2 separate regions of the Homo sapiens genome follow, and region 2 is linked to region 1. Evidence: read pairs that join two places in POLR2A ChIA-PET (ENCODE). Cell type or tissue: GM12878. All regions are shown on one strand. Each heading gives the region's core, and the rest is flanking DNA. Links, peaks and the distances in the headings are about the cores only.

Region 1 (11,459 bases), core at 4,148-6,647:
TAGATAGTCTTCAGTGATACTAAACCAAATCAAACAAGTAGTAGTTTCTTAGAGGTAAGTTGAAATGTAGAATCTGAAATCATATTTTGTACCTTTTTTTTTTTTTTTTTTGAGACGGATTCTCACTCTGCTGCCAGTCTGGAGAGTAGTGGCACCATCTCGGTTCACTGCAATCTCCACCTCCCAGGTTCAAGCGATTCTCCTGCCTCAGCCTCCCGAGTAGTTTGGATTACAGGTGTGTACCACCACGCCCAGCTAACTTTTTTGTAGTTTTATAGAGACAGGGTTTCACCATATTGGCCAGGCTGGTCTCGATCTCCTGATCTCATGATCTACCCACCTCAACCTCCCAAAGTGCTGGGATTACAGGCCTGAGTCACTGTGCCCGGCCTCTACTCTTAATATTAGAATCCATTGGTCCATCTTGGACTTTGAATGGATCTTTCATCCATGCATGATTTTGTAACATCAAGCATTGGTCATATGGAAAATATTGGTTACTGGGTTATATATATCCTCTCATTGATTCATACAATTATACAATATTTTAAAATTATATTCATAAATATCACCACCGATTTTTAACCTGAAAATTCTTTAAATATTGGAAAACTGTCAAGGCCACAATGGCAGACACACGATTTCAAAATACAAAATTTTTTTTTTTTTAAGATGAAGTCTCACTCTGTTGCCCAGGCTGGAGTACAATGGCATGATTTTGGCTGATTGCAACCTCTGCCTCCTGAGTTCAAGTGATTCTCCTGTCTCAGCCTCCCGAGTAGCTGGGATTACAGGCATGCACCACCACGCCCCGCTAATTTTTTTGTATTTTTGTAGAGATGGGCTTTCTCCATGTTAGCCAGGCTGGTCTCGAACTCCTGACCTCAAGTGATCCACCCGCCTCAGCCTCCCAAAGTGCTGGGATTACAGGTGTGAGCCACTGGTGCCCGGCCTCAAAATTCTAATTTTTTTCTTGAAAGCTTTGAGCATGTAGTCAATCATCTTTGAAATTATAGAATCATTTCATTCATTTTCAAGAAAATGCTATCTGGATATTAAAGTCTGAATAACTAGGGTTTGTCTCTTCATCACTCTTTCATGTAAAAATGGTGTTCCATGAAAACAGCAGCTAGTTTAGCACACTCAAAGAATCACATAAGTGCTTTTCCTTGAGACAAGCATATACTTTGGTATGGAGCAAAAGCGCTTTAGGTGTACTCCCTATTTCATTGCATAGAATATTAAAAATATGTCTATGGAAGGGTCAAGATTATATAAAATTAACTTTTTTTTTTTTTTTACTGCTTCATCAAGAAAATTCTTTTTTTTATTTTTGTTTTTTTTTTGAGATGGAGTCTCAGTCTGTCTCCAGGCTGGAGGGTAGTGGCACGATCTCAGCTCACTGCAACCTCCGCCTTCCAGGTTCAAGTGATTCTCTTGCCTCAGCCTCCCAAGTAGCTGGAAATACAGATGCATGCCACCATGCTCAGCTAATTTTTCTATTTTCAGTAGAGATGGGGTTTCACCATGTTGGCCAGGATGATCTTGATCTCTTGATCTCAGGTGATCTGCCCACCTCAGCCTCCCAAAGTGCTGGGATTATGGACATGAGCCACCGTGCCTGGCTGCATCAAGAAAATTCTTAAGTGAAACTGGCTTCCTTTCCCCTACTCCCCTTGCTGCCTCGATCAAGAGTGTGTAGTGGAGGAAAATACCATGACTGTTCGTATAATTTGGTGCCATTGTTTTGATGCATACTAAGATACCACCAGTTTTACCCACTATTGTTTTTGTACAATCAGTGCAAATGTCAGCATAGTGAAAAAGGCAAATAATGCATTTTTTTAATCTTTATTTTTATTTTTTTTCTTAGTGACAGTATCTTGCTCTCACCCAGGCTAGAATGCAGTGGTGTGATCATAGCTTGCTATGAGACAGAAAAAATCCTCCTGTCTCAGCCTGTTGAATAGCTGGGACCACAGGAGTGTGCCACCACACCCAGCTAATTTTTTTAAAATATCTTTTTGGTAGAGATGGGGTCTCCCTATGTTTCCCAGGCTGGTCTTGAACTCCTGGCCTCAAGTGATCTTCCTGCCTCGGCCTCCCAAAGTGCTGGGATTACAGGCCTGAACCACAGTGCCTGGCTAAATAACGCATTCTAATGAAATTAATCTTATGGACCTACTGAAATGGGTCTTAGATTCCTAGGTTCCATGGACTACACTTTGAGAACTACTAGCATATATTTACTATGACCTCACAAGTCCCACAAGATTAGCATTATCATCCTTGTCTTACAAATGCAGTCAATCAAAGCCAGGGGTTTAAATATTAAGTTTTTTGTTTGTTTTGTTTTCAAATCTATATAGTTAGTAGGTAGCACAATCAGAATTTGTACAGAGCGCTTTCTTTCTCTGACTTTATACTCTTAACCACTATGCTACTTATAGTTGTCCCTGTAAATCCTCTCATACTAAACAGCTGAATAATGATAAATTATTGACTTGGTCTGTAGTATGGTAAAGCTTTCTGCTGCTTTTTTTCTAGTCATTATGTTCTTCTCTCCAATGTGCTTTTAGTTTGTTTCCTATCTGTCTCAATCATCAAACTTATAGTAGATTTCTATTGTGTTGCCAGGTAGCATGAATTTATCTGAATATATTCTAATATTATTGGGAGCACCCATCTTCAACTCTCGGTACATTCAGTTCTGGTGAAGCTAACTTCTTTGCTAGTTGGTCTGCCTTTCCCGTAGTATTAAAAGCTCCATGAAACAAGGACTTTGTCTATTTCCAGTTTCTAGTATTATACATTGTATATGAGATGATCAAGTAAGTTACAAATTAAGTTATTTTATCTCTTTGAATCTCCATTTCTTCATAGGAGAAATATATAAATACTTATACCACAATGTTCTCTGAATTTTAATAATATAATGGTACTGATATGCTTGGTCCATGTGAAATGACCAAAATAAATGTTCACCAAGTGTTAATATGTTTATTTACTGTCTTGATAGGTTTATCTCCTGGAAGACAGAAGCAACAAATAGGGAACTGCTACTCTACTTAATTCTTCTTTTTTTTTTTTTTTTTTTTTGAGACGGAGTTTCGCTCTTGTTGCCCAGGGTGGAGTGCAATGGCGCAATCTTGGCTCACTGCAAACTCTGCCTCCCGAGTTCAAGCGATTCTCCTGCCGCAGCCACCAAGTAACTAGGATTATAGTCTCCCACCACCACGCCTGGCTGATTTTTGTATTTTTAGTAGAGACAGGGTTTCACCATGTTGGCCAGGCTGGTCTCGAACTCCTGACCTCAGGTGATCCACCCACCTTGGCCTCCCAAAGTGCTGGGATTACAGGCGTGAGCCACTGCGCCCGGCCTACTCTACTTAATTCTAACAAAGAGGAATTGTTGGCAAAAGTTAGTGATGGGAAGCTTGGGAAAATTGACCCAAATTAGAGTTAGAATCCTAATAGGGAGAGAAAAAAAATAGACATGGTTAAATGGTTGACCAAGACTATAAGAAGTACATCTCACAAAACTCAAAAGACACTATTATATTGTCATGAGACCTACAGAGGGAAAGATGAACCAAAAGGAATCACATACTATCAAAATCTGGAAGTGCAAATGCTCTCGAAGTAAGAGAGGAATTATTTAAATCCTGTGTGGTTGGACAAAGAGCTCTCCATTAAGCTCAAATGTTAAAAGAACTTGCACAAAAGATAAAAAGATAGGAATATATATTCAAAAAAGAATATACAAATGTGGCAGGCCTGGAGCAATAGTACCAAGAATTCATACACATCAACCACCTGCCCACATCAGACTCGGGTTCTTGCTGCCTTCTTTGCTCCTCCCCTAAACCTCTACCCAATGTACCCCCAATCCTCTTGCCATTTTCGCCAAAAATGAGCTGACTTGCAAAAATGCTACAGACAGCTAGAGAACTTCTTAAATTTATGATCTGATGTTTGAGGCCAGGAGTTTGAGACCAGCCTGGACAACACGGTGAGGCTGCATCTCTACAAAAAAAAAAAAAAAAAAAAAAAAAAAATTAGCCAAGCATGGTGGCACATGCCTGTAGTCCCAGCTACTTGGGAGGCTGAGGTGGGAGGATTGCTTGAGCCCAGGAGTTTGAAGCTGCAGTAAGCTATGATTGTGCCACTGCATTCCAGCCTGGGTAACAGAGCAAGACCACCTCTAGGAAAAAGTATGAGAAATAGCCACCTGAAGATAAGAAATAGATACACTGTAAATGATGTCATGTTTACACATGAAGAACTTCTCTTCCTATTTTGCTTGTATATTCTTTGTCAAGAAATGATTTTTTTTTTGTACCGGGGGGAAAAAGTAGAATGGTGTGGGATCCTGAAATATAATTAATGAAGACATTTTAATAGATAGCTGGTCCTGTCCTGTCCAAGACAAATTTCAAGACAATAGAACTCACGAGTGAAATTGCTCAACTTCTGCTAGGGACCTTTGAAGCACTCTGAAGAAAACGAGAGTTACTACTGGGAACAATGGAGAAAGGAAAGCTAATAATGTAAGATACTAATTGTAAGAAAACATCCTGAGAAAGTGAGAAGGGACAGGATCTAGTTCACAAAGGCGTTTGGCCTAGGGAGCAAGGGCAGTTTATTAATTACAAATTATTAAGAGATGCAGGAAGTGGGTAGAGTTGGTGGTGGTTAAATGAGTAGTTCTCTTATGAGAATCAACTTACTGAGAGTAAAGACGAATTGGAGGTATTGGAGATTTGAGTAGGACATATGAAACCATTATCTTGGATAGTGAGAAGCTTTCCTTTTTTCTTTTCTCTTTTTTTCTTTTCTCTTTTTTCTTTTCTTTTCTGACGGAGTCTTGCTCTTTTGCCCAAGCTGAAGTGCACTGGCGTGATCTTGGCTCACTGCAACCTCTGCCTCCTGGTTTCAAGCAGTTCTTCTGCCTCAGCCTCCTGTGTAGCTGGGATTACAGGCGCCCGCCACCACACCCAGCTAACTTTTTTTTTCTTTTTGAGATGGAGTCTCGCTCTGTTGCCCAGGCTGGACTCAGTGGCACGATCTCTGCTCACTGCAACCTCTGCCTCCCAGGTTCAAGTGATTCTCCTGCCTCAGCCTCCCAAAATAGCTGAGACTACAGGCGTGTGCCACCACACCACACTAAAAATTTTAGTATTTTTATTAGAGACGGGGCTTCACCATATTGGCCAGGCTGGTCTCAAACTCCTGACCTTGTGATCTGCCTGCCTCGGCCTCCCAAAGTGCTGGGATTACACGGGTGAGCTATTATGCCCAGCCAATAGTGAGAAACTTTCTAAAAGCTGGGCGTCATGGTGCATATCTGTAATCCCAGCTACTGGGGAGGCTGAGGCAAGAAAATCCCTTGAGCCCAGGAGTTTGAGGCTGTAGTGAGCTAACATTGTTGCGTTGCACTCCAGTCTGGGTGACTATGAAATCCTGTCTCTTTTTTTTTTTTTTTTTTTTTTTTGTAAAGTAATGGAATTGTTAAGCAATGTTGAAATCAGTGATTATGAATTTAAAGTGAGGCCAGTTGGAGCAGCTGACTGTCTTTCTCTGGCCATTTTCAGTTGCTTTGGTGTAATTGCAGAATAGGAAAAGAGTTTAGTTTAACCAGGGTTGGGAAGTTGGGATTGCCATAGGTAAATGTCATAAAGGTAGATAGGGGCAAGCAAAGTGATTGTGTTTCAGGGGAAGTGGCTCTAGTGATAGATCATGGAACATAAGCTGAGTAAAGAGATCATGAGGACATGAGGTAGATGTAAGGCTTAGTGGTGGACAGTGGAAAAGTGGTGGGATCAATGGATAGAGGAAACAAATTTTAGAAGTGAAGAAGAAGAAAGATGGATGTCCAAAGTCTTGGATGCTTGAAATAAAGACCAGAGATAGTGAAATTATTGACAAGGTAGAGTGTGGTCTCATCTTTCTCTCCACAATTCAAATATATCAAATATGAGATATTGAAAGCACTAAGAGTAGTGATAGAGGTAGTAGTGAGAAAAAGACAGTGACCCAAGTTCTAAAATCAGTGAGGGAGGTGGCCAGGAGGTAGGTAGATGACTGCAACAAGGAATGTCTAATCTGTTTCTAATTATAGCCTACTGCTTGGGATTGATCTGTTGGAAAATCAGTAGTAATGAGGCTTGAATTTGTATATTATATACAAATATATAATATGGAAATGTATATATTATACTGTAATATACAAATGTATATATTCTCTCTACATATATATTATATATCTCCCTGTCAGTGGTATCATAGCCATGAGAGGAATGGCCTGAGCAAAGCACACAGCAATCTTGGCTCATTTACAGATTGCAATGGACAATTTACCAGCCAGTGAAGTGATCACCTTGTGGGCTAAGGTGGAGAAAAGATGTCTAACTAGGGGAAGGGAGTGGAATAAAAACCCTGTAGTTAATTTTGTACTTTGTACTTCTAGAAAGTATAAAGAAGCTTAAATAATCTTTTCAAAGGAAATCTTCAAAGGTGTACTCATTTGTTGTCTACTACTTGTTTGGGGGTTCCTCTTATAGGTTCCACTGTGAATCGCTATTCCTAAGTAGATGGGAACATCTGTAGAAAACTCTTTGTGCCTATGTCCAGATCATACTGTTCTGTGGGCAAAAACCTCGTGGCTTCTTTTCTAAAGCCCCCATTTTCAGACACCTATTGGAAATCTTAGGAGCAGTAATGTCAGTTTCTTCTCCCCAATACCACATGTTTACTTCTCCAGTTATCTCTGGTCAATGAAGACAAGCGCAGTCTTATTTCAGGGTCAAAGTACAGCCAATTTAGTACTGCTTGAAAAGTGGAATCCAAGGGCTGTCACCCTGGGCATCAATATAAAAATAAAATTGCTGCATTTAATTAGCTTCCACCACTGCAGGCTACTGCTGCTGCTTTCTCTCCCCCGCAAGATTCTACCACTTTTTCTTTCCCCAGGTGGATGTATCACGTTTAAACGTGAAAATTGCCCTGTTCTCTTCAGGAAACCAACCGTAGAACTAAACTCTACCTTTCTTGGACTTCATCTTTTCTAGAATTGCATACATCTTGTATCTTCTCTAGGGTCAGGCTGGAAAATCAAGACCACTTTATCCTTCCCCGATATCCAACTAATTCTAGGTCTCAATTAGGATAAGGTTTGGCTGCATATAATAAGAAAATCCAAAATAATAGTTACTTAAACAACTAAAAGTTTATTCCTTTTTCGTAAAGTCCAGAAGGAATTGAGGCCTCACATGATAGCTAAATGAATTTGTCAGAGATCTAGGCTCTTTCCAGCTCTCTACACTGCCATCTATAGGAGGTGGCCCTCATCTTTATGGTCCAACATAGTTGCTAGATCTTCAATCATCATCTTCACTCTAGGCAGTAGGAACAAAAACAGGTGTATTCCCCCTCTTTATTTTTGGAGATGGGGTCTTGCTCTGTTGCCCAGGCAGGAGTGCAGTGTAGTAATCATAGCTACTGCAGCCTCAAACTCCTGAGCTTAAGGGATCCTCCCACCTTAGCTTCCTGAGTAGCTAGGACTGCAGGCACTGTGTCTGGCTAAATTTAAAAAAAAAAAAAATTTTTAGAGACAAGATCTCACTATACTGCCCAGGCTGGTCTCACACTCCTGGGCTTAAGTGACATTCCTGCCTCAGTCTCCCTAGTAGCTGGGACTATAGGATTATGCCATCATGCCAGCTTATCCCCTCTTTTAAGAAGTCTTCCCAGACCTCCTGCATATCAGTGGCCAAAACCTAGTCACATGGTCACATCTAGCTGCAAAAGAGGCTAGAGAATATAGTCTTATAGCTGGGTAATAACATGCATGGTCAAATTTCAGCCTTCTTTTTTTTAAGGAGGAAGGGGAGGATGGTTAACTGGAAGCAACTATTTGTCCTGCCTTTTCCTCCTACTCAATACATAGACAACATAGCAAGAGATACTGTTGCCCTTTGAGAAGCCAAACAGAGTTTAGTATGGCTAAATTCACTAATTATTACTTTATGAATTAATCAGAAGGTATTCTTAAGAATTTAAAATCTTAAGTATTCTCACCACAAAAGTGATAAGAATGTGAGGTTATATATGTTAATTAGCTCAATTTAGCTATTTCACAATGTATATGTATTTCTTTTCTTTTTCTTTTTTTTTTTTTTTGAGATGGACTCTTGCTCTGTTGCCCAGGCTGGAGTGCAGTGGTGCGATCTCGGCTCATTGCAAGCTCCGCCTCCCGGGTTCACGCCATTCTTGTGCCTCAGCCTCCTGAGTAGCTGGGACTACAGGTGCCTGCCACCATGCCCCGCTCATTTTTTTTTTTTGTATTTTTAGTAGAGATGGGGTTTCGCCATGTTAGCCAGAATGGTCTTGATCTCGTGACCTCGTGATCCGCCCGCCTCAGCCTCCCAAAGTGCTGGGATTACAGGTGTGAGCCACCGTGCCCAGCCATGTATATGTATTTCAAAACATTGCATAAGATATATATGTACAATTTTTATTTGTCGATTTAAAAAAGAATGGAGACTTGAGGACATGGGGTGTTCTTAAACAGTAGTGTGACATTCAGTCTTATTTTAGAAGAATCCTATTTGGAGGCTGTGTGGGGAGAGCAGGTTGGAGTGGGGCAACTTTAAGAGGTTCATGGTAACCTTGGCAAGTACAGATTTGATGAAATGATGGGGGCGGGGTCAGGGAAAGGCAATTCCAAATCTTGGACTTTCAGATCATTGATTTTTTTCTAATGTCTTGTGATCTTTTTCTTTTACCCACTTCACCATTATGTGAACTACCTCAGAATTGCTTATTTTAAATATCCTGCTTTTTGACCATCATTTAAGAAAAAATATTTCCAACAAATCTACTTTAGCATCTCCACTTCAAAAAAGCCTTTACTCCCAAACACTGACCCTACCAGTTTTCATACACATCAACCATCTGCCCACATCCACCTCTGGTTCTTGCTTATACCCACTGTGACTTGCATGGACACTGTTAAATTTACATGTAGTATCTGGAGAATACATAGGAATCAGGACAAAGGGGTGGGGAGAGGGCAAGGACAAAAGAAGGAATGATATGAGAAATAGTGCTAAGATGAGTGACCACACTTGTCACTAGACAGCACTGAATATGGTACTTTTTTTTTTTTTTTTTTTTTGAGAAGGAGTCTCATTCTGTCACCCAAGCTGGAGTGCAATGGTGCGATCTTGGCTCACTGCCACCTCCGCCTCCCGGGTTCAAGCGATTCTCCTGACTCAGCCTCCTGAGTAGCTGGGATTACAGGCGCGCGCCACCATGCCCGGCTGATTTTTGTATTTTTAGTAGAGACGGGGTTTCACCGTGTTAGTCAGGATGGTCTCAAATCTCCTAACCTTGTGATCCACCTGCCTCTGCCTCCCAAAGTGCTGAGATTACAGGCGTGAGCCACTGTGCCTGGCCAGTGCTGAACTTTTCATAATAAACTATAGGTGTATGGTTAGGCTAGCATAAATGGTTTCTAGTGAGTTTTTACTCAGAATACCATCTATTCTTCAGAGTAGCTAGAAGGGCAAGGAAGATTAAGGTGCTTGACACCACACTTAGTACATTTTTTTATCCATAACACTTCAAACATTTTAACTGGAAATCATTTCAAACTTACAAATAGGGTTACAATGATAATACAAATAATCCTTGCTTCATTGCCTTATTTCTCTCACTCTCTCACATTCTCCCTCACACGTGTATGCACATGCCTGGGTAATTTTGTTTCTGGATCATTTAAGAATAAGTTGCATATATCAGTCGGGCATGGTGGCTCATGCCTATAATCCCAGCACTTTGGGAGGCTGAGGCAGGTGGATCACGAGGTCAGGAGATCGACACCATCCTGGCTAACACAGTGAAACCCCGTCTCTACTAAAAATACAAAAAAATAGCCGGGCGTGGTGGCGGGTGCCTGTAGTCCCAGCTACTCGGGAGGCTGAGGCAGGAGAATGGCATGAACCTGGGAGGCGCAGGTTGCAGTGAGCCAAGATTGCACCACTGCACTCCAGCCTGGGTGACAGAGCAAGACTCCGTCTCAATTTTTTTTTAAGTTGCATATATCATAGTCTCTATTCCTAAATACACCAGTGTATACTTTTGTAGAAGATACTTTTACATAAATGCAGTAACTAACTTCAGTATATTTAATATTGATATAATACTGTTTTCTAAGCTACTATCCTTATTCCAATTTTGTCAGTAACTTCAATGTCCTTTATAGCAGTGGCCCCCAAACTCTTTGGCACCAGGGTCTGGTTTTGTGGAAGACAATTTCCCATGGACCGGGGTTGAAAGGGGACGGATGGTTTTGGGATGATTCAAACGCATTATGTTTATTGTGTATCTTATTTCTATTATTACATTGTAATATATAATGAAATAATTATATAATTCACCATAATGTAGACTTAGAGGGAGCCCTGAGCTTGTTTTCCTGCAACTAGACGGTCCCATCTGGGGGTTATGGGAGACAGTGACAGATCATCAGGCATTAATTAGATTCTCCTAAGGAGTGCGTAACCTAGATCCCTTGCATGTGCAGTTCACAATAAGGTTTGCGCTCCTATGAGAATCTAATGCCACGGCTGATAAGACAGGAGGCAGAGCTCATGCACTAATGGGAATACGGGGAATGGCTGTAAATACAGATGAAGTTTTGCTTGGGTCACCTGCTGCTCACCTCCTGCTGTGTGGCCTGGTTCCTAATGCCCAGGAGGCTGGGGACCACCTGCTTTACATTTTCTTCTCCAACACAGAATCTAGTGTAGGATTAGGTACTGCATTTAGTTATCATGTCTACTTAGACTCCTTTAATTTGGAACACGGCCACGTCTTTTTTTTTTTTTGACATTGACACTTTTTAAAGAGTCCCTTTTATTGTTCACAGTATTAAAATACTAGATAACCTGTTAGTACCTGGCACAGGGTTAGTACTTATTTATTGCTTGATCTTGAAGACAGATATGCCTCCAAACAGGAAAGAAAAATGATTGGTAAATGTTCATCTGGGCTGTAAGCACTGTTAAGAGCTGTCTACTTTGCCTTAACTAGTAAAGCATATCCCATGTAATCATTTTTCAGAATTAAATACTATTTTAATACAAGGGTATCCAGCTCTATTTTACATTGTTGCCTACTCATTACAACATTTCACTGATTTAGTTATACAGTTCTCTGCTTTGGAATTTTAACTTTATATGGAATTTTTAAAAAAGTCTGTCAAAACTAGCCATGTCTCCTGATTTGCAAGTGAAGCAACCAAAGAATAGAAAGCACTTCTGGGTGAAATTTAACCTTTTGATCAGGAGATTATATAATAGACATTTCACATAATTTAAGTGAGAATTCCAGTCTTATGGCCAAAACATAACTATTATTATGGGGAAAATGGACATCAAGTACATGTTAGAAAA
Region 2 (11,459 bases), core at 1,782-4,281, 67 kb before region 1:
AAAACTACCTATCAGGGACCGGGCGTGATGGCTCACACCTGAGGTCGGGAGTTCGAGACCAGCCTGGCCAACATGCAGAAACCCCGTCTCTACTAAAAATACAAAACTTAACCAGGCTTCATGATGCATGCCTGTAATCCCAGCTACTTGGAAGGCTGAGGCAGGAGAATTGCTTGAACCTGGGAGGCGAAGGTTGAGGTGAGCTGAGATCGCGCCACTGCACTCCAGCCTTGGCAACAAAAGTGAAACTCCGTCTCAGAAAAAAAAAAAAAAAGAAAAGAAAAACTACCTATCAGACACTATGCTTATTACCCGGGTGATAATCTGTACCAAATCCCCAAGCCATGCAATTTACCCATGTAACAAACCTGCACATGTACCCCTGAACCTAAAATAAAAGTTAGGGAGAAAAAAAAGAAAATGTGGTGTATATATAACAATGGGGAGAAAAAAATGCATGTGTATATTAGAAAAGGTCACTGTTTACTAAACTGGGATTAAAATAAGGTTAGATTATGCTGTGGTTAACAATTTTAAAAGATCAATATGCAAATGGAACTGAATTCTATCTTCAACTCTTCTTTCCTAAATAGGTTCAAAGGAAAATGTTCTTTGATAGTACAACTGGGGGTGAAGAAGAATTGGGACTTTGAAGTCAGGTACGCCTGGATTTGAACCACAGCTTTAACACTTACAAACTATGTAAATGTAAGCAAAACTCCTCCTATCCCTAAGCCTCAGCCTCCATACTTGTAAAAGTGGAATAATAAATTCATACCACAGGTGGTTGTTCTCAGGATTAAATGACCTAATGTAAGTCAAGAATTTTGTATAAGGATTGGCCTAAGATAGACAACCAGACAACTAGTAATACTACATATGTGAGCTTAAGGGCAGCGTTTATTCTCTCTTGTTCAACTTCTACCAAGTTGCTGAGAGAAGTAAATTAACTAATTATGAAATTGCTTTTAAAAAACTATTAAAATTCTGTAATAACATAAGGTTAATGATGATTGTATTAGTCTATTTTCACAATGTTATAAAGAATTACCTGAAACTGGGTAATTTATAAAGAAAAGAGGTTTAATTGACCCACAGTTCCATAATTGGGAGGCCTCAGGAAACTTAAATCATGGCAGAAGATGAAGGGGAAGCAAGGCACATCTTACGTGGTGGCAGGAGAGAGAAAGAAGGGGGAACTGCCACACACTTTTAAACTATCAGATCTCATGAGAACTCACTACCAGAACAACATGGGGGAAATGGCCCCCATGATTCAATCACTTCCCACCAGGTCCCTCCCTTGATACATGGGGATTACGATTTGAGATGAGATTTGGGTGAGGACACAGAGCCAAACCATGTCAACGAACAGAAAAGTAAACTCTCAAATCTGGTTATCTGGACTGCAACAATCATTGCCACCTGATGACCACACCACAGGTTTGATTCTTTCAAAGGACAACAACCTCAGTAGTTGAATAAACACTGATTGGGTGCCACTACATGGAATCATGGGAAAAAACAGATTTTCAAAGTTGAATTAATAAATCCAAATACATAAAATAATTAAAACAACACAATAATGATAAAGCTTAGTTTTCCAGTTGATAATCCTAAAACACATTTTCATAACTATTTTAATGGTTCTAAGAAAATACAAATGTCCACTATAACCAAAAAACTGTATTATGCCAGATGACACTAAGCAACATTTATCAAAATGCAGATGATATTTTACTCATTTTTAATCTTGTGGCTCAGCTTTTGAAGCTCAAATGTGGTTAATTTGAAATATTTGCAACTTCATTACTAAACTAATACTAGCTTTTATGTACTTTGAAATCCAGTGTGTATTTACACTTACAGCACATCTCAATTTATATTAATCACATTCAAGGGCTCAACAGCCACACGTGACAACTGGCTATCAGGCAGCACAGGGCTAAAAGTCTGGCAACAAAGCAGATCTACCCAGCCCAGTATCAATCAAAACAGCACAAAGAATTACTGGCTATATTTATTAAACAGAAATGGGATGTTTTGTTCAGTCCCAATTTTCACTTTCTTGTCTAGTAATAGCAAGAAACAGAACATACAATCATGTCTGAAATAGAATAAACAGCAAAATGTTATAATTCAATTGTACATTCTGACTTAGGGGGTAGGTCTGTTATTATTTGTAAAAATTTAAGTGTAAGAAGGCAGAAGCTTTAATTATTTAATTTTCTGGACACCTATAACAAAAACATTCTGGCATTACTACAGCAGAATCTGATCATAAGAACAATGATCTTGTTTTTGAGGTTTTTTTAAAGAGAAAAGTATTTTTTTAACTTATTAAAGTCATTTATTACTAAATGTATGTCCAGAGAAAAATGTAAATTTTGAAATATAAGGCTTTCAAATCTCAAGCTTTAGGATGCTATTCTCTTAGATGAAAATATCAGTTCAAAACCTAACATTAGACAATCCCGAAACAAAAAGTTGAAAATAAAGTTGATACTGTACCTAGGAGCACAGGGATGCCTGTATTGGGCCTTCTTATTTGTGTGATCTACATAATAGGTTCCAAATTCGGATGACTCAACTCGTTCCCATCCAGGAGGAAGTCCTTCTCGCTCAAGAGGATGGCTCCAGTGAGTTGTATTTGTGTTATGATCTATATAATATTTTCTCCCTCTCATTGTCCAGTCCACAGACCAGCCAGGAGGAAGGGGTAAATCTTCAGAACCATGGTTAGTCAAATTTCCTAAAGATGTAGCAGCAACTCTCCCAATACCTACGGGGAAAGAGAAAATGATAGAGAAGAAACAGAACAATTATTCAATGCAAAAAATGTGCCAGCTAGCAAAGTCACAACATTAACTATCCTGATTGTACTCTTCTATTTAAATTCATGATTATGCCCATTATGATGGTTTTCATAAAACTAGTCGGTATTACTATTAAGGAATTATAAAAAGGGGGAGGAACTAGACTTTGAAATTAGTAGAGGGTTTTTTGGCTGATGCTTCCATCAACAGGCCATACAAACACTTAACAACAGGTTGAGCATCCCTAATCCAAAAATCTGAAATTTGAAATGCTCCAAAATCCAAAACTTCGAGAGCTGACATGTTGCCACAAGCAGAAAATTCCACACCTGACCTTATGTGATGAGTCATAGTCAAAATTCAGTCAAAACTTTGTTTTATGCACAAAATTATTTAAAATATTATGTAAAATTACCTTCAGGCTATGTGTAGAAGGTATATATGAAATATAAATGAATTTCATGTTCAGATTTGGGATCTCTTCCCAAGATATCTTATTATGTACATACAAATATTCCAAAATAAAAAAAAAAATCCAAAATCTCAAACACTTCTGGTCCTAAGCATTTTGGGGTAAGGGATAATCAACCTGTGGCAGTAAAGCTACTTAAGTATGTATACTGCCAAAAGAAAAGTGGGAAAAAGAAAATTTCCCCTGATTAAAGATTTGACATTTCAGCTTTAAAAAAAATGTAAAAATGAACTTGTAAAACCATTCCCGGTTATAAATTCTTAAAAGTAATCTGGCTGTGCCCTAGAATTATTAAGTAAGCTTAAGGTAGCAGGGTTAAGGTCACCATACAAAAATTAATATTTATATATTAACAAACAACAACTGGAAACAAAAGTTATTGAGATAATATAATTTATAATAGCTCCAAAGAATTGTGCAGGACCAATATGCTAAAAACTACAAAACACTGATGAAAGAAATAAAAAACCTATCACATTAACGGATTGGAAGATTCGACATAAAGTTAAGATGTCAATTCTCCTGAAATTATCTTTATCTTTATAGGAGTCCCCCCCTTATCCATGGGGGATCCATTCCAAGACCTCCCGTAGATGCCTGAAACTGCAGATAGTACCTAACCCTGTGTATGCTGTGTATTTTCCTATACATACGTATCTATGATGAAGTTTAACTTATAAATTAGGCACAGTAAGGGATTAACAAAAATAAAATTGAACAATTATTATAATAAAAACTGGGTGAATGTAATCTCTCTCCCTCTCTCTTGAAAGATCTTGTACCATATTCATCAATTTTCAGACTGCAGTTGCAGAGGTAACTGAAACTGTGGAAAGCAAAACCATGGATAAAGCGAGACTACTGTCATTCCAATAAAAATTCCGGCCGAGCGCAGTGGCTCACGCCTGTAATCCGAGCACTTTGGGAGGCCAAGGTGAGCGGATCACCTGAGGTCCGGAGTTTGAGACCAGCCTGACCAACATGGTGAAACCCCGTCTCTATTAAAAACACAAAAATTAGCCGGGCGTGGTGGCGGACGCCTGTAATCCCAGCTACTCGGGAGGCTGAGGCAGGAGAATTGCTTGAACCCGAGAGCAGAGGTTGCAGTGAGCTGAGAACGCGCCATTACACTCCATCCTGGGCGACGAGAGTGAAACTCTGTCTCAAAAAAAAAAAAAAAAAAAAATTCCATGGAGTTTTTGTAGATACAGATAGTTATTAAACAGATTTTAAAATGTATACTGAAAGGCAAAAGAGAACTAGAGTAGCCAAAACAATTTTTTTGAAAAAGGGATAAAGTTGAAGGACTCACACTACCTGATTTTTAAGGCTTACTATAAAGCTACATTAATCAAGACAGTATGGTATTGTCAGAAGAACAGACAAATAGATAAATGGAACCAAACAGAGAATCCAGAAGAACACCCACACAGACATGGTCAACTGATTTTTTTATAAAGGTGAAAGGGCAATAGCGGGGAAAGGTTTTTCCAACAAATGATGTTGCAACAACTGGACATCCATATGCAAAAAACCTAATCACAACCTATACCTGCCACCTTACATACAAATTAACTAAAAATAGATCATATATCTAAATTTAAAACTATAACGCTTTTACAAGAAAAAAATAGAATAAATTTTCATGAGTTTAGTTTAGACAAAGAGTACTTTTTTTTACCATGATGCTGAAAGTTCAACTCATAAAGAAAAAATACTGATTAAATTGAACTCTGTCAAGATTAAAAACGCTTGTGAAGGACACTAAGAGAAAGAAAATCAAGCTGTAAACAGGGAGAAAATGTTTGCAAATCACATTATTAGCCAAAGAACTCTGACCTAGAATATACAAAGAATTCTCAAAACTCAACATTAAGAAAACAACCCTGAGCCTGCTGCAGTGACACGCACCTGTAGTTCAACCTACTCAGGAAGCTGAGTAGGAGGGTTACTTGAGCCCAAGATTTCAGGTCTGTAGCACACTATCATCATGCCTGTGAACAGCTACGGCACTCCGGTCTGTGCAACAGAGTGAAACCCCTTCTCTCAAAACAAAAACAGAAGAAGAAAACAAAACGACCCAGTTAAAAAAAAGGGGGGTAAGAATTTTTAACAGGCACTTCACCGAAGACAACATATTGATGGTAAATAGCACGTGAAAAAATGCTCAGGATCATAATTAGCCGTGAGAGAAATGCAAATTAAAACCATAATGAAATGACAATACACGTCTATGAAAATGGCCAAAAAACCAAACAAAACCTGACAATGCAAGTGCTTACATGGATACAGAACAATTGGAATGCCCATACACTGCTGGTGTGGATGCAAAATGCTACAGTCACTCTGGAGAACAGCTTAGCAATTTCTTATAAAGTTAAACATATGCTTTTCATATGCTACAGCAATCCCATTCCCAAATATTTACCCTAGAGAAATGAGAAGTCATCTTCACACAAAATCCCATTTGTGGATATTTACAATGACTGTATTCATATTTGCCCCAAAGTGGAAATGACACACATGTCCTTTAACAGAATGGATAAACAAACTGTGGTGCAACTGTACAGTGAAATCTACTCAGGAATAAAATGGAACTAATTATTGGTACATGCAAGAATCTCAAAGATGAATCTCAGAAGTATCATGCTGAGGGAAAGCAGCCAGTCTCAAGTGGCTACAAATTGTACAGTTCCATTTTTATGAGATTCTTCCAAACACAAAACTACTAGGACAGAAAACAGTGATTGCTAGGAACTGGAGGTGAGGGACAGGAGTTGACTATAAGAGGACAACCTAAGGGAATTTTAGAGGGTGTTTGAAATGTTCTGTATTCTCATTACACAGGCATTACATGAAATCTATACATATGTTAATACTCAGAACTGTGTAACTTGAAAAAAGTTAAATTTACTATACTTTTTAAAAGAATAATCTGGCTGCATAATTTTATTCTCACACAAGAATACTAATAGTTGGCCGGGTGCGGTGGCTCATGCCTGTAATCCCAGCACTTTGGGAGGCCGAGGCGGGCAGATCATGAGGTCAGGAGATCGAGACCATCCTGGCTAACACGGTGAAACCCCATCTCTACTAAAAATACAAAAATTAGCTGGGCGTGGTGGCGGGCGCCTGTAGTCCCAGCTACTTGGGAGGCTGAGACAGGAGAATGGCGTGAACCCGGGAGGCGGAGGTTGCAGTGAGCCGAGATTGCGCCACTGCACTCCAGCCTGGGCGACGGAGCAAGACTCCGTCTCAAAAAAAAAAAGAATACTAATAGCATATGTATAACAAATCACCCCGAAACTCAGTGGCTTAAAACAAGAAGTATTTATTTGGTTCACCACAGGTTGGTGATACTGGCTGAGCTCAGTAAGTTTTTTCCTTGATATTTGGTACAAGTTATCTTTACTGTCTCATTACTTGATGAAAGTTATCTCTTGTATAACTTTCAATATGAAGCCCTACTGATGATCAGACCTCCATTTCTTCTCTGACTTAAGCTGCTATTTTTTTTACCCTTAGCTCACTCTGTTCCAGCTACACTCACCTCCTGGATGCTGTTCTCAAACACGGCAGGTACTGGCTGTTTATTCTCCCTAGAAGATTCTTCCTTCAGATATTCTCTTGGCTCACTCTCACCCTCTTCAAGCCTCTTCTCAAATGTTTCAATGAAGCTTATTCTTACTATGGCAGTCTACATCTGCTGAGCTTCTACTTACCGTTTTACTTTTTTAAAAAGCACTTTAACCTTTTAACTTATGTAATTTTAGTTTGTTTATTTACCTACAAGAATCCCACAAAGAAGATTCTTAGGACAGGAATCTTTGTTTTGTTCACAGATACATCTCCAGTCTCTAGAACAGTGTCTACAGAATAAAGCACATAGTAAGTGTTAAATAAATAAGCTGCAGTAATAAAGACAGTGTAGTATTAGTGGAGGAGATACACACATCAATGAGACAGAAACTGCATAAATATTTTCCTTGATTTTTGGACTTATTTTGCCTCTTTCACTCCCATATTTTACTAGTTCTGAAACGAAGGTGTTTTTTATAATCAAGAGAGTAAATCTGTTAGCCACTAGGCAGCAAATACAGATGTATTATCATTGCTGGTGCATGTTCTAACACAGTCCTAGGAAGACAGTATGTGGTTCATACTATTATTAATCCTCATTATTTGTAACAGTTGCACCCCAGACAAAATTTTAACATAAATTTGAATCCCTGTGCCTGAAAGGTACAAGGATACAGCATTTAAATGAAAAGTTAGTGTGTTAACAGAAGACTGCCAGTCAACCCAAGGCCCTAACTGCCAAATTTAGAATATCTCAGAATGGTCAAAATAAGAAAGACTGGGTGACCATTGAGGTGTGAAGGAGTACCATGCCAGAGCAAAACATCTACTAGTCAAAAGTTCCCAGCTGACTTTGAAGAGCTTTTAAAATTACAGTTGGCTGGAAACTAAGGCAAAATGAAAACATCAAGTTTACCTTTAAAGAAAGGCAAATGAAACAGACCCCAGTGACAAAAGGTAATTTAGAAGAAACTTTAAAATTAAGGTAAATGCTTCAATTCAAACTCAGATTCTAAAGAAGGATATGTAAGTGTATGGATAAATACGGGTTATTGGCATGTGGTTTAAGAAACTGTTTTTATTTAAATACAACATACAATGCATATGCATAAGGCTAGTCACTGCAGCAACATCTATAGTTGCAAAAGGCTAGAAATCAACCAAATGTCCAATAATAGCAAACTGGATGATTACACTATTACACGCACAGAACAGAGTACTATATTATATAGCTGTAAACATGAATGAAGATGATTTCTATTTATTGCCCTGGAATAATATTCGGGATGTATTATGTGAAAAAAGAGTCTGGACAGTACACCACCATATATACATATATGTAGTAGCCAGCCAGTAAGGTGAACCTGGGCCCCAATTATCCCTGTCCTCCTGGGATTCACACCCTTGTCTGTGTGACCAATAGTTTATGGCAGAAAGGATGGTGTGTGACTTCTGAGATTAGGATATAAAAGACCGTGCAGCTTCTGCCTTGGTCAAGTGTACTTGCTCTCTCATCACTCACCCTGGGGGAAACCAGATACCATATCATGAGAAGCCCATGAGTGAGGAATTGAGGCCTTCAGCCAGAACTGAAGCCTCCTGTTAACAGCCTTGTGAGTGAACTTAGAAGCGGATCTTTTGGCCGGGCGCAGTGGCTCACACCTGTAATCCCAGCACTTTGGGAGGCCAAGGTGGATGGACCACCTGATGTCAGAAGTTTGAGACCAGCCGGGCCAAGACGACAAAACCCTATCTCTACTAAAATTACAAATAATTAGCTGGGCGTGGCGGCACATGCCTGTAGTCCCAGCTACTCAGGAGGCTGAGGCAGGAGAACACTTGAACCTGGGAGATGGAGGATGCAGTGAGCCGAGAGCGCGCCACTGCACTCAAGCCTGAGCAACAGAGAGAGACTCTGTCTCCAAAAAAAAAAAAAGAAAGAAAGAAATGGATCTTTCAGCCAGAGCGAAGCTTCGGATAACTGCAGCCCCAGCTGACGTGTGTGAACTCCAACTTCATGAGAGATCCTGAGTCAGAATGACCTGGCTAAGCCGCTTCCAAAATCCTGAACCACAGAAACTGAGATAATAAATGTTTATTGTTTTATGCCAATGAGTTTGGAAGTAATGTGTTTTACAGCTACAGAAACCTAACACAATACATATGAAAGAGAATAATATGAATACATATTTTACATATATATGTAATTTGTATCTATTTTCATAAAGTGTTGCAATGAAATATGTAACAAAAATTAATAAAATTGGGTATTTACAGGGGGAGGAAGGAAATGGGGTGGAAGAGGACAGGGGTAGAATTAATTTTCTAAATGCATTCTGTTTTATCATTTTGATTTTGCAACCTTTTAAATATCCTATGTAACTTACAACAAAATTAAATCAAAATTTAGAAAAAGCAATCCCTAAAAAGTGAAAACAAAATGAAGTAAACAAATCTAAGAGTACATGAAGCAGCTAAAGCATACTTCAGAAAAATTAATTCAAAGTGAATTTTATGTATTACTTATTTATTGTTATTTATTTTTGAGACAGGGTCTCACTCTGTCACCCAGGCTGGAGTGCAGTGGCACAATTACGGCTCACTGCAGTCTCAACCTCCTGGGCTCAAGCAATCCTCCCACCTCAGCCTCCCAAGTAGGTGTGACTATGGGCATGCACCACCAAGCCTGGCTAATTTCTTTTATTATTTTTTGTAAAGACAGGGTCTCACTATGTTGCCCAGGCTGGTCTCAAAACCCTTAGACTCAAGCATTCCTCCCATCACAGCCTCCCAGTGTGCTAGGATTACAGGCATGCGCCCCTGTGCCCGGCCCAAAGAGAATAAATTGTACTTCCTCATCGGGAAATATCCTAAATTTAAAAAATAAACTACAAAGAAATCTTCTGTTTTATTCAGTAATCATATTGTCGATGATACTATTTTTAAAGCTAGTTATGCTACAGATAAAGCAAATGAATAGTTACATAATTGTCAACAGGAACCAAGATTTTCAGTATGAGAAAAAAATAAAAACCTAAGGCAAAAAGAAGGTAGTTCAATGTGAATGTACTTACTGCCAACAAACTGTACACTTAAAAATGGTTAAGATGGTAAATGTTGTTATGTGTATTTTATCACAATTAAACATTTTTTTAAAAAGCTAAAAGTAAAAACTTGGAAATCTTAAACTGCCAACAGTATGAACTCATAATGAATTTCTATTTCCAGAAAGCAACAAAACATATTTCCCAGATATGTCCATTGAAAAGGTCTACAAGCATTAATCCACCAAATAGCAATGAGTACAAGAGTGCAATCCCTGAATACTATTTCCCCATCGAAAGGAACCAGGGATCCTTAGAATGGTTGAGTACAGGACTGAGGCAGAAAATGCACAATATGAGCCTGGAACATCTAGTCACATTAGAAAGCAAAGAGAAATAAAAAGGAACCAACATTGAAAGGGCTCCTGCCACCAAAGCAGCAGCAATTTAAACATCAAAAGGAATTACCACACCAATAATTAAAACTAAGTATAAAAATCTTAAAATCAACCAGCTCATCTTGGAGAAACGGCTTCTGGGTCAGGGAAAATACATGATAATATGGAACATGAGAAAAACATCAGACTTTTGAAATTGAAAAAAAAGGCTGGGCACAGTGGCTCACGCCTATAATCCCAACACTTTGGGAGGCCAAGGCGGGTGCATCACCTGAGGTCAAGAGTTCAAGACCTGCCTGGCCAACATGGCGAAACTCCATCTCTACTGAATATACAAAAATTAGCCAGGCGTGGTGGCACGTGGCAGTGATCCCAGCTATTCAGGAGGCTGAGGCAGGAGAACTGCTTGAACCCGGGAGGTGGAGGTTGCAATGAGCCAAGATTGTGCCACTGCACTCCAGCCTGGGTGACAGAGGGAGACGTCTAAAAAAAAAGAAATTGAAAAAAAAATGAATTGAAATTGAGGTACAATCTACAAAACATTCTGTACTCCTCAAAACTGTCAAGGTCATAAAAAACAAAAGACTGAGAAACTAGCATAGATTAAATAAGACTAAAGACATACAACAATGAAATGCAATGCAGTACACTCTGGAATGAATCCTAGAACAGAAAATAAACATTAATAAAAAAATGATAAAATCCAAATAAAGCTTGGCGTTAAAAATCCATGAGTTCATGGTTACTTTTGTAGGTGGCTAGGGTATCAATTCATCATTCTGAAATAGCAAACAAAGGAAAAGATCTAGCATTCAACCCTTCTTTCCTATATGAACAGCAACCAAATAATTGATAAAGTCCTTAATTATAATATTCCAACTAATAAAGAAGAAATGACAGAATTCAAGTATCAAAATTTGCAACACTTAGACATACTTTGGAGATATTTCAGGTTTGGTTCCAGATTACTGCAATAAAGTGAATATTGCAATAAAGCGAGTTACGTGAATTTGTTTGTTTCCCAGTGAACCTTAAAGTTATCTTTACGGCCGGACACGGTGGCTCACACCTGTAATCCCAGCACTTTGGGAGGCCGAGGCAGGTGTATCACGAGGTCAAGAGATCGAGACCATCCTGGCCAACATGGTGA

The links. ChIA-PET counts read pairs that join two places held together with the same protein. Peaks named below come from ENCODE experiments on the same cell type or tissue, not always from the same donor. Only the 100,000 strongest peaks of a DNase experiment are listed, where the experiment ranks them.
Region 2: POLR2A ChIA-PET joins it to region 1 with 10 read pairs; 8 of 35 experiments call an interaction of 5 or more read pairs at or near these places.

The regions. Positions count from the first base shown.
Region 1 is chr14:50,707,329-50,718,787 of GRCh38, forward strand. No RefSeq gene overlaps it. Among named protein-coding and RNA genes, the nearest start is that of SAV1, 45 kb to the left of the region's middle. In GM12878, for the core only: no CTCF peak of the experiment used is centred there; no DNase peak of the experiment used is centred there.
Region 2 is chr14:50,642,233-50,653,691 of GRCh38, forward strand. SAV1 (salvador family WW domain containing protein 1) reads right to left here. Exons shown (of 5, transcript NM_021818.4): 3 at 2,512-2,782. Among named protein-coding and RNA genes, the nearest start is that of SAV1, 20 kb to the right of the region's middle. In GM12878, for the core only: no CTCF peak of the experiment used is centred there; no DNase peak of the experiment used is centred there; H3K27ac peaks cover 236 bases.